2 separate regions of the Homo sapiens genome follow, and region 1 is linked to region 2. A link is a contact called in ENCODE Hi-C or POLR2A ChIA-PET data. All regions are on one chromosome and are shown on one strand. Each heading gives the region's core, a stretch centred on a gene start or an enhancer-like site at or near the end of the contact. The rest is flanking DNA. Distances are from core to core; before and after follow the strand shown.

Region 1 (4,663 bases), core at 2,164-4,663, 420 kb after region 2:
TCCACAATTCTTATCATTAATGATTTCTAGTTCCATACCACTGTGCATATATTACTTGATGTGATTTCAATATTCTTAAATTTGTTAAGACTTGTTTTTGTCTGTCACTTTGAAAAAATTCAACAACCTTCATGCTAAAAACTCTCAATAAATTAGGTATTGATGGGATGTATCAAAATAATAAGAGCTATCTATGACAAACCCACAGCCAATATCATACTGAATGGGCAAAAACTGGAAGCATTCCCTTTGAAAACTGGCACAAGACAGGGATGCCCTCTCTCACCACTCCTATTCAACATAGTGTTGGAAGTTCTGGCCAGGGCAATTAGGCAGGAGAAGGAAATAAAGGGTATTCAATTAGGAAAAGAGGAAGTCAAATTGTCCCTGTTTGCAGATGACATGACTGTATATCTAGAAAACCCCATTGTCTCAGCTCAAAATCTCCTTAAGCTGATAAGCAACTTCAGCAAAGTCTCAGGATACAAAATCAATGTACAAAAATCACAAGCATTCTTATACACCAATAACAGACAAACAGAGAGCCAAATCATGAGTGAACTCCTATTCACAATTGCTTCAAAGAGAATAAAATACCTAGGAATCCAACTTACAAGGGATGTGAAGGACCTCTTCAAGGAGAACTACAAACCACTGCTCAATGAAATAAAAGAGGATACAAAGAAATGGAAGAACATTCCATGCTCATGGCTAGGAAGAATCAATATCGTGAAAATGGCCATACTGCCCAAGGTAATTTATAGATTCAATGTCATCCCCATCAAGCTACCAATGACTTTCTTCACAGAATTGGAAAAACTACTTTAAAGTTCATATGGAACCAAAAAAGAGCCCGCATCACCAAGTCAATCCTAAGCCAAAAGAACAAAGCTGGGGGCATCTCGCTACCTGACTTCAAACTATACTACAAGGCTAGAGTAACCAAAACAGCATGGTACTAGTACCAAAACAGAGATACAGATCAATGGAACAGAACAGAGCCCTCAGAAATAATGCCGCATATCTACAACTATCTGATCTTTGACAAACCTGAGAAAAACAAGCAATGGGGAAAGGATTCCCTATTTAATAAACGGTGCTGGGAAAACTGGCTAGCCATATGTAGAAAGCTGAAACTGGATCCCTTCCTTACACCTTATACAAAAATTAATTCAAGATGGATGAAAGACTTAAACGTTAGACCTAAAACCATAAAAACCCTAGAAGAAAACCTAGGCATTACCATTCAGGACATAGGCATGGGCAAGGACTTCATGTCTAAAACACCAAAAGCAATGGCAACAAAAGCCAAAATTGACAAGTGGGATCTAATTTAACTCAAGAGCTTCTGCACAGCAAAAGAAACTACCATCAGAGTGAACAGGCAACTTACAGACTGGGAGAAAATTTTTGCAACCTACTCATCAGACAAAGGGCTAACATCCAGAATCTACAATGAACTCAAACAAATTGACAAGAAAAAAACAAACAACCCCATCAAAAAGTAGGTGAAGGACATGAATAGACACTTCTCAAAAGAAGACATTTATGCAGCCAAAAAACACATGAAAAAATGCTCACCATCACTGGCCGTCAGAGAAAGGCAAATCAAAACCACAATGAGATACCATCTCACACCAGTTAGAGTGGCAATCATTAAAAAGTCAGGAAACAACAGGTGCTGGAGAGGATGTGGAGAAATAGGAACACTTTTACACTGTTGGTGGGACTGGAAACTAGTTCAACCATTGTGGAAGTCAGTGTGGTGATTCCTCAGGGATCTAGAACTAGAAATACCATTTGACCCAGGCATCCTATTACTGGGTATACACCCAAAGGACTATAAATCATGCTGCTATAAAGACACACGCACACATATGTTTATTGCGGCATTATTCACAATAGCAGAGACTTGGAACCAACCCGAATGTCCAACAACGATAGACTGGATTAAGAAAATGTGGCACATATACACCATGGAATACTATGCAGCCATAAAAATGATGAGTTCATGTCCTTTGTAGGGTCATGGATGAAATTGGAAATCATCATTCTCAGTAAACTACTGCAAGGACAAAAAACCAAACACCGCATATTCTCACTCATAGGTGGGAATTGAACAATGAGAACACATGGACACAGGAAGGGGAACATCACACTCTGGGGACTGTTGTGGGGTGGGGGGAGGGGGGAGGGATAGCATTAGGAGATATACCTAATGCTAAATGACGAGTTAATGGGTGCAGCACCCCAGCATGGCACATGTATACATATGTAACTAACCTGCACATTGTGCACATGTACCCTAAAACTTAAAGTAGAATAATAATAAAATAAAATAAAAAAGACTTGTTTTTGGCCTAACTTATGATCTATCCTGGAGAATTTTCTATGTGTGCTTGAGAATATTATATATTCTATTGGATAAAATATTCCGTAGGTCCTTTTTGTCTAAAGTGTATTTCAAGTTCAATGTTTCCCTATCGATTTTCTGTCTGGATGATCTGTGAATTGTTGAAGATGGGGTCTTGAAGTCTCCTACCATTATTGTATTGCAGTCTACTTCTCCCTTCAGATCTATTAATATTTGTTTTATATATTTAGGTGCTTCTATGTTGGGTGCATATATTAAATATGTTTATAATTATTCGATATTCACGATGAATTTATCTCATTATCATTATATAATGACCTTTAAGATCTTTTATGGTTTTTGACTTTAAGTCTATTTTATTTGACATATGTGTAGTTATCCTTGCTCTCTTTTGAATGATTGATGGAATAGATAAATGTCATGAATTGTTTTCTGCATGGGGGCACAGTGCACCATGTCACAAGAGACAGTCTAAGTACAAACTGATATTGTTAAAACATCAATATAGTCATTGTGGGATCAATAAAAACTTTTCATAGATTTTTATACATTACTGTTTTTATTCTGAATTGCATAAGATGGACGGGCACCCTATCTTTTAGTGTTTAGAACCTCTAAATGTTTTAATGTGGTAACACTTGAAAAACAGAAATGAATATGACCTAGTCCCCTGCTCCAGAGCAGCTCTAGGGAAGAGAGACATAGACACAAGGTATAACAACACTATGTAAATAGTGTTGGGATAGAGGGTCTGTAGGAAGGGTTGGTGTGGGAGTTCAGAGAACTACATTCCTCCTAGGGGAAACAGGAGAATCAAATAGGAACGGAGATACAGAGTGGGGAATAGAGAAGTCAAATGGAGAATAAGAGGGAGTGATAACTGAATAGGGGTAGTAAGAAGAAAAAGGGAGCTACATTGAGGAGAATGGAAAGTTGAAAGTAGGTATGGAGGGGAGGAGACTGACAGGCAGGAACGGAGACCCCCCTCTGGAGGCGGAAAGAGGCAGGACCACTTCCGGCCAGGGAGGGGGATAGGCTCAGACACAAGGAGAGGCTTGGAGAGAGCAGACGCCTTCTGGATTCAAGAAGACGAGGTGAGCTGAGGTACCTGGCTTTAGTGAAGACCCTGTGGGGGCTTCCTGGCTGCGGCTTCGACGTGCCTGACTCCACACGCCCCTAAGGTTTGAAGAAAACCTGCTGGAGGTTTGGGACCTAACCGCATCAAAGTCGCCTTTAGCGGTGCCTGGACCCAGTTCGCACGGGAGGAAGTAGGAGGCAGAATCCCCTTTGGGCCACAGAAAGTAACGATCTGGACTCGGTTCGGGCCGTGAAAGGGAGGGATGCAGACCTAGTTGGGACCGCAGAAAGGAAGGATCGAGAAATCCTTCAGACGGTAGCAAGAGGGGAGGAGGATACACACAGTTCGGGAGGGAGATAGGAGACGGCAGGACTCCGTTTAGGCTGGAGAAAGGGGGCAGTACCCCGTTTGGGCCACAGAATGGAGGGATCGGGACCCAGAGATAAGAGTGGGCAGCATCCCTTTTGAGCAACGGAAAGGACCAGACTCAGACAGGAGAAAGGAGGGGATATGACCCGGTTGGTTCCGGTTTGAAAGGGAAGAGACAGGACCTGGTAGGGTTTGAGAACAGGAATACACAGAAGGTTCATACAGTTGGATTTGGGGGTGAGGTATTCATGTTGCAGAAAGGGCGGAGCTGCACACTTGCAGACGTGGAAAGAGGGGGGAGTGGTGTTGGTTGGGGAAGGGGTGGTGCAGAGACGTACCGCAGAGCGGAGGGAGGGGGCTTATTAAAGGAAGGGAAGATGAAGAGAAATGCTGCAGAGCGGAGGGAGGGGGGTGTATTGGGAAGGGGCGGTGCGTGGCAGTACCGCAGAGGAGAGATGGGCGGTGTTGGGGTAGGGGCGGTGCGGAGTGGTACTGCAGAGCGGAGGGAGGGGGCTAGTGTTGGGGGAAGGGTTGGATCGAGATGTGATGCAGTTAGAAAGAGTGGGTCGGGGTGGCGCCAAGATGTTCTGTTGCTCTGAGAGCAGGGGGCAGATGTGGGATTGAGCTGGTTAGAAACTGTCCGGTTTACCAAGGCGCATGCGCGCGGAGGGCATTGAAGAATGGTTCTTTTGGGATAGAGGTGGGCCTAAGATGGGGGGTGGGGGCGCCTCTAGTCGGTGCGCATGCGCACTATCGAGTTGCGGAGGGGGCGTGTAAAGGGGTGGGGTCGTAGAACTGACTCTCTCGGAGGCAAAAGGAGCTGGGCCTTGGAAACCAGATGG
Region 2 (4,664 bases), core at 565-3,064:
TTTTTTTTCCGCTCATACTCCAGGGCTGCTGAATAGTACAGGAGAAAATCACATAAGCAGAAGGCTTGGCATTACTTTCATGGTCTCCAGCCTCAGTTTGGGGAAGCAGAAAGACCACAGACTTTGGACACAAACAGATCTGGTTTGAATCGTGGCTCCATACTAGCTGTGTGACCTTGGGCAAGTTGCTTAACTTCTCTGAGCTTCAGTTTCCTTCCCTACAAAATGGGACTAATGGTATCTACTTCATGAGGGTTCCTGAAGCTGAAATGAAAATCCATGTAAAGCACCCAGTCCAGTGCCTGGTACAATGTAGGCGCTTGGCAAATGTAAGGCTCCTTTTTTTCTTCTGTTCTCCAAACGAAACCCTGGTTTCCCCAACCAAATATCCAAGGATTGCTGCCTTGCAATCCTCCCTCTTTTTCTCGCGAGTGCTCCCTCTCCCATTAGCCTCAGCAGACAGAGGAGAAGGGGGTTGGAGAGGTTGAGGGGCACAAGGGACAGAGAGAGGAGATGGGGACAGAGGTTGAAAGGACTGGACATAAGGCCAAGGGACGTGGGGAGGAGGAGGGGTTTGAGGGAACCCAAAGGGCCGAGGTAAGCGAGCCTGTTCCGAGGTGGGGCTTAGAGGGCTCGAGAACAAGAACCCGCTCCCAGTACCAGGCCCGTGGCCCGGGCTCCCATGCTCTCTCAGTCGCTCACTCACCAGGCCGAGGCTGCGAGCCCTCCAGGTGGTAAGAGAAGCGCAGGGCCCGGTGGTGCTGTGGACTGGGACCGCAGGGCAAGACCCGGTGGCCTGGAGCAGCGCCCAGGCTGGTGTCCGAGGGTCCGACAAACTGGGGATCCAGTGGGCCGCCAAGAGCCGAACCTGAGCCCCTGCGCGCCAGCAGTCCGGGTTCCGAGGCTCCAGGGTCCGAGTCGGCACAGGCCGGCGGAGCGGCGCCCGGCGGGTTCGTGGCCGGGTGTTCGGGCTCCGAAGGCCCGGCGCCCCCCGGGGCTCGGTGGCCATGCATGGTCCGGGCCTGGGCGCGGGGCCCGAGCTCCCCGCTTGGCTCCAGCTCCTGGGGCGGAGGCGCGGGCGGAGGAGGCCCGGCGCCCGGCGGAGCAGCGGCCTCAGGATCGGGGGGCGGGACTGCGGGCTCAGCCCCACTGCAGAGACTCAAGCCCCCAGCCCGGGCCCGGGCCAGCAGCCGTGGCAGCGGTGGCAGTAGCAGCAGCAGCAGCCGCGGCCACCGCCGCTGCCGTGCCAGGCATCGCCGGCCCCGGCCCCGGCCCCGCGCGGGGAGTGGGCTCGGCGGGGCCGGGGGCCCGCTGGGGAGCGCTGTCTATGCGGCTGCGGTTGGGCGAGGGTTGGAGGGCTACGCTCGGCGGGGACTCTCCGGTGGACGGCGAGCCACTTCCGTGGCCCCGGGGCGAGAAGTCGGTCGGATCCAAGTGCGGGGTCTCTTCTTTCTCCCCGAATGGGAATAGATCTGGGCTCTCCTGGCTGGTTGGGAAGCGTTCTTCCTCCCGCCGCAGCCGAGGCCGGGGGCGGAGGAGAGGGGAGGGGAGAGGAGGGGAGGGAAGAGAGAACGGCGGTGGCCGGGGGCGCGCGTGTGCGCTGCGCTTGGGCTGCGGGGCTCGCCTTCAGCCAGTAGTCCCAGACGATGCTCCAGCCGCGGGGGCAGGAGAACGGCCTGGGCCGGGCTCCACCGTCCTCCCCAGCTTCAGCCTGGGTCTCGGCGGCGGCGGGCGGGAAGGAGCCCTGGGAAGGGGGGTGGGGAGGCGGGAGCCTCGCAGAGGCAGCCGCAGCCACAGCGGCACTGGGACCCAGTTACCGGGGCCCCGCCCCCTCGCCCGGGATTTGCGCCTGACCACGCCCCCTCGCTCGGGGCCGCCTCACTTCTCGCTGCTACCGCTCTCAAGGCCCTCCTGCCCCTTAAAAAATTCCCCCTCAGCCTGCTTTCCCCACAGGCAAGTCTCCGGGCTCAACCCCCTCCCCCCATATCTGCCCTTCCATCCCATCTCAGGTCTTCCCCCCTCTGCTTGCCGTTCACTCTCTTTTCCAAAACCCTTTCTTCATGTTCCTGAGTGTTCCTAGGGCTTGGCTCATAGAGGACCTGTCTCTGATTCTCCTTCACTTTGCTCAGACCAGATATCTTGGTCCCTTACTTAGTCACTTTCTTAAATACCCTCAGTTCCCTGATTTGTCGCATCCGCCTGGCAACATCCCAGTCTTGAATCGGTCCAACTGTCCGCCTTTTCCATGCCTGCGCCCAGGCAGCTAAACATTGCTGGGGAAAACTATTCAACTTCACAGATTTGTGCCACTATAAACCCATGGTTCCCAGCTTCTACCAGGCCCTCAGTTTTGACCCACAACCCTACTAGTCAGCTCTCCCTCTGTTCTCCACAGTGACCATTTCAAACCTTCTCCTTTCCCCTCAAACCCCAAGTGCTCCATCTGCCCTGTAACCCTCAGCAAATAACCTGACCTGCTGCAGAGAGTAAACAGAGCCACCGTAGAGGAAGCTCTTGACTTTTTGCTACGAAGCCTAGGAATTTGTCCTTGCTCCTTCCCAACAGCATCTAAACATAGACCTCTTCCATCTAAAAACAAATAAACAATTACCAAGAATTCTGCCTCTCCAACCACCTCCTTCTCTTCTCTTCTACAAACTTCTCAAAAGAGTTGCCTACACCCAACTGTCTTCATTTTCCCACCTCCCACTTATCTTTCAACCCACTCCAATCTGCCTCCACTACTTGCTTGAAACTGCTCTCTCTCATCAGGGTCTGCCATGAAACATCTCACTAAATCCCATAGAATCTTTTCTTTTTTTTTTTTTTTGAGACAAGAGTCTCACTCTGTCGCCCAGGCTGGAATGCAGCGGCACGATCTCGGCTCACTACAATCTCCGCCTCCTGGGTTCAAGCGATTCTTCTGCCTCAGCCTCCCGAGTAGCTACGCCCAGCTATTTTTTTGTATTTTTAGTAGAGACGGGGTTTCACCATACTGGCCAGGCTTGTCTCGAACTTCTAACCTTGTAATTCGCCGGCCTCTGTCTCCCAAAGTGCTGGGATTACAGGCGTCAGCCACCGCGCCCAGCCCCCATAGAATCTTTTCAGAGGTTATCCTACTTGGTTTCTTGATAGCATTTGGCACTGTTGACCACTCCCTCCTCCTTAAACCACTTCCATGACACTGCACTTTCCTTGTTTTTCTTCTACTTCCTTAGTAATTCTTTTTTTACTTTCCAGGCTCCTCTTTGTCCAACGCTTTATGCTGGTGCTCTTCAGGGCTTTGGCCTGAGCGCTCTTGTCCTCTCTCTACATGTGATTTTTTTTTCTTTCTTTCTTTCTGAGACAGAGTCTTGCTCTGTCGCCTAGGCTGGAGTGCAGTGGCGCGATCTAGGCTCACTGCAACTTCCGCCTACCGGGTTCAAGCTATTCTTCTGCCTCAGCCTCCCAAGTAGCTGGCATTACAGGCATGCACCACCAAGCCCGAATAATTTTTGTATTTTTAGTAGAGACGGGGTTTTGCCATATTGGCCAGGCAGGTCTCCAACTACTGACCTCAAGTGATCCACTTGAGGAAAGAGAAGCCTCGGATTACAGGCCGCTCTTTTCTTTATCTCATTTGCTCCCCTGGCTTCAATGATCATATCTTTGCTGATGACTCCCAAATTGATACCTCAAAACCAGATATTTCTCCTGACCCATGCATTCAACTGGTTATTAGGCAGCTCTACCTGAATATCCCAGAGACACCTAAAACCTCAGCTTCTTCCCAACTCAAGGCATCCTCCTTCCAACCTGTTTGTCCTTCTTTGTGTCTTACCTTAGTGAATGACCCCAGTCAAAGCAGAAACCCGGGTTACACCCTTAATTCTTTTCTCTCCTCCATCACCCATGCAGTCACCAAGTCCCATCATTTTGACCTCCTACCAAATCTATTTATGTAGTCTCTACATTTCTGGGGCCACTACCCTGGTTTAGACCAGAACCATTTCTAACCTGCAATACTGTCACAGCCTCCCTATTTCAGTCTTGTTCTCTGGAATCTATTCTCTACACTATAGGCAGTGTATATCTTTTGAAAACATAAATAAGGCCGGGTGCGGTGGCTCACACCTGTAATACCAGCACTTTGGTAAGCCGAGGTGGGTGGATCACTTCAGGTCAGGAGTTCGAGATCAGCCTGGCCAAAATGGTGAAACCCCATCTCTACCAAAAATACAAAAATTAGCCGGGCATGGGGGCGGATGCCTGTAATCCCAGCTACTTGGGAGGCTGAGGCAGAGAATTGCTTGAACCCGGGAGGCGGAGGTTGCAGTGAGCCAAGATCATGCTGCTTCCAGCCTGGGCGACAGAGCGAGACTCGTCTCAAAAAAAAAAAAAAAAAAAAAAATATATATATATATATATATAATTAAATAAAAGTTAAATCAAATTATATCACTCCCATGTTTAGGACCCTTCAGTGAGTCTCTACTGGCTCAAAATGAAACCCACCTTCCTTAACAGGAAAGGTTAAATGGCCCTTCATGATCTGTGCCCCTGCCAGCCTTTCCGTGCTGAAATTCTTAGACTATTCCTTAGTCTCTCTAGCCTCCAAGTTTTTGCATATGCTGTTCTCGCTGAGTGAAACTTTCTCTGCATCTCCCCAATTCCACTTCATTTGT

The links. A loop is a pair of places that touch in the nucleus more often than their neighbours do. ChIA-PET counts read pairs that join two places held with the same protein, here RNA polymerase II (POLR2A).
Region 1: a map of posterior cingulate gyrus shows a loop between it and region 2 (4-fold over the local background). The contact joins the promoter of TRO here to the promoter of FGD1 in region 2. A Hi-C loop is called at or near these places in 1 of 168 maps with a recorded cell type or tissue (posterior cingulate gyrus). POLR2A ChIA-PET finds 5 or more read pairs at or near these places in 1 of 52 experiments (OCI-LY7).

The regions. Positions count from the first base shown.
Region 1 is chrX:54,917,411-54,922,073 of GRCh38, forward strand. TRO (trophinin) reads left to right here and starts at 3,414. Exons shown (of 13, transcript NM_001039705.3): 1 at 3,414-3,468.
Region 2 is chrX:54,494,420-54,499,083 of GRCh38, forward strand. FGD1 (FYVE, RhoGEF and PH domain containing 1) reads right to left here and starts at 1,815. Exons shown (of 18, transcript NM_004463.3): 1 at 707-1,815. The coding sequence starts at 1,013. RefSeq lists a silencer at 1,878-1,927.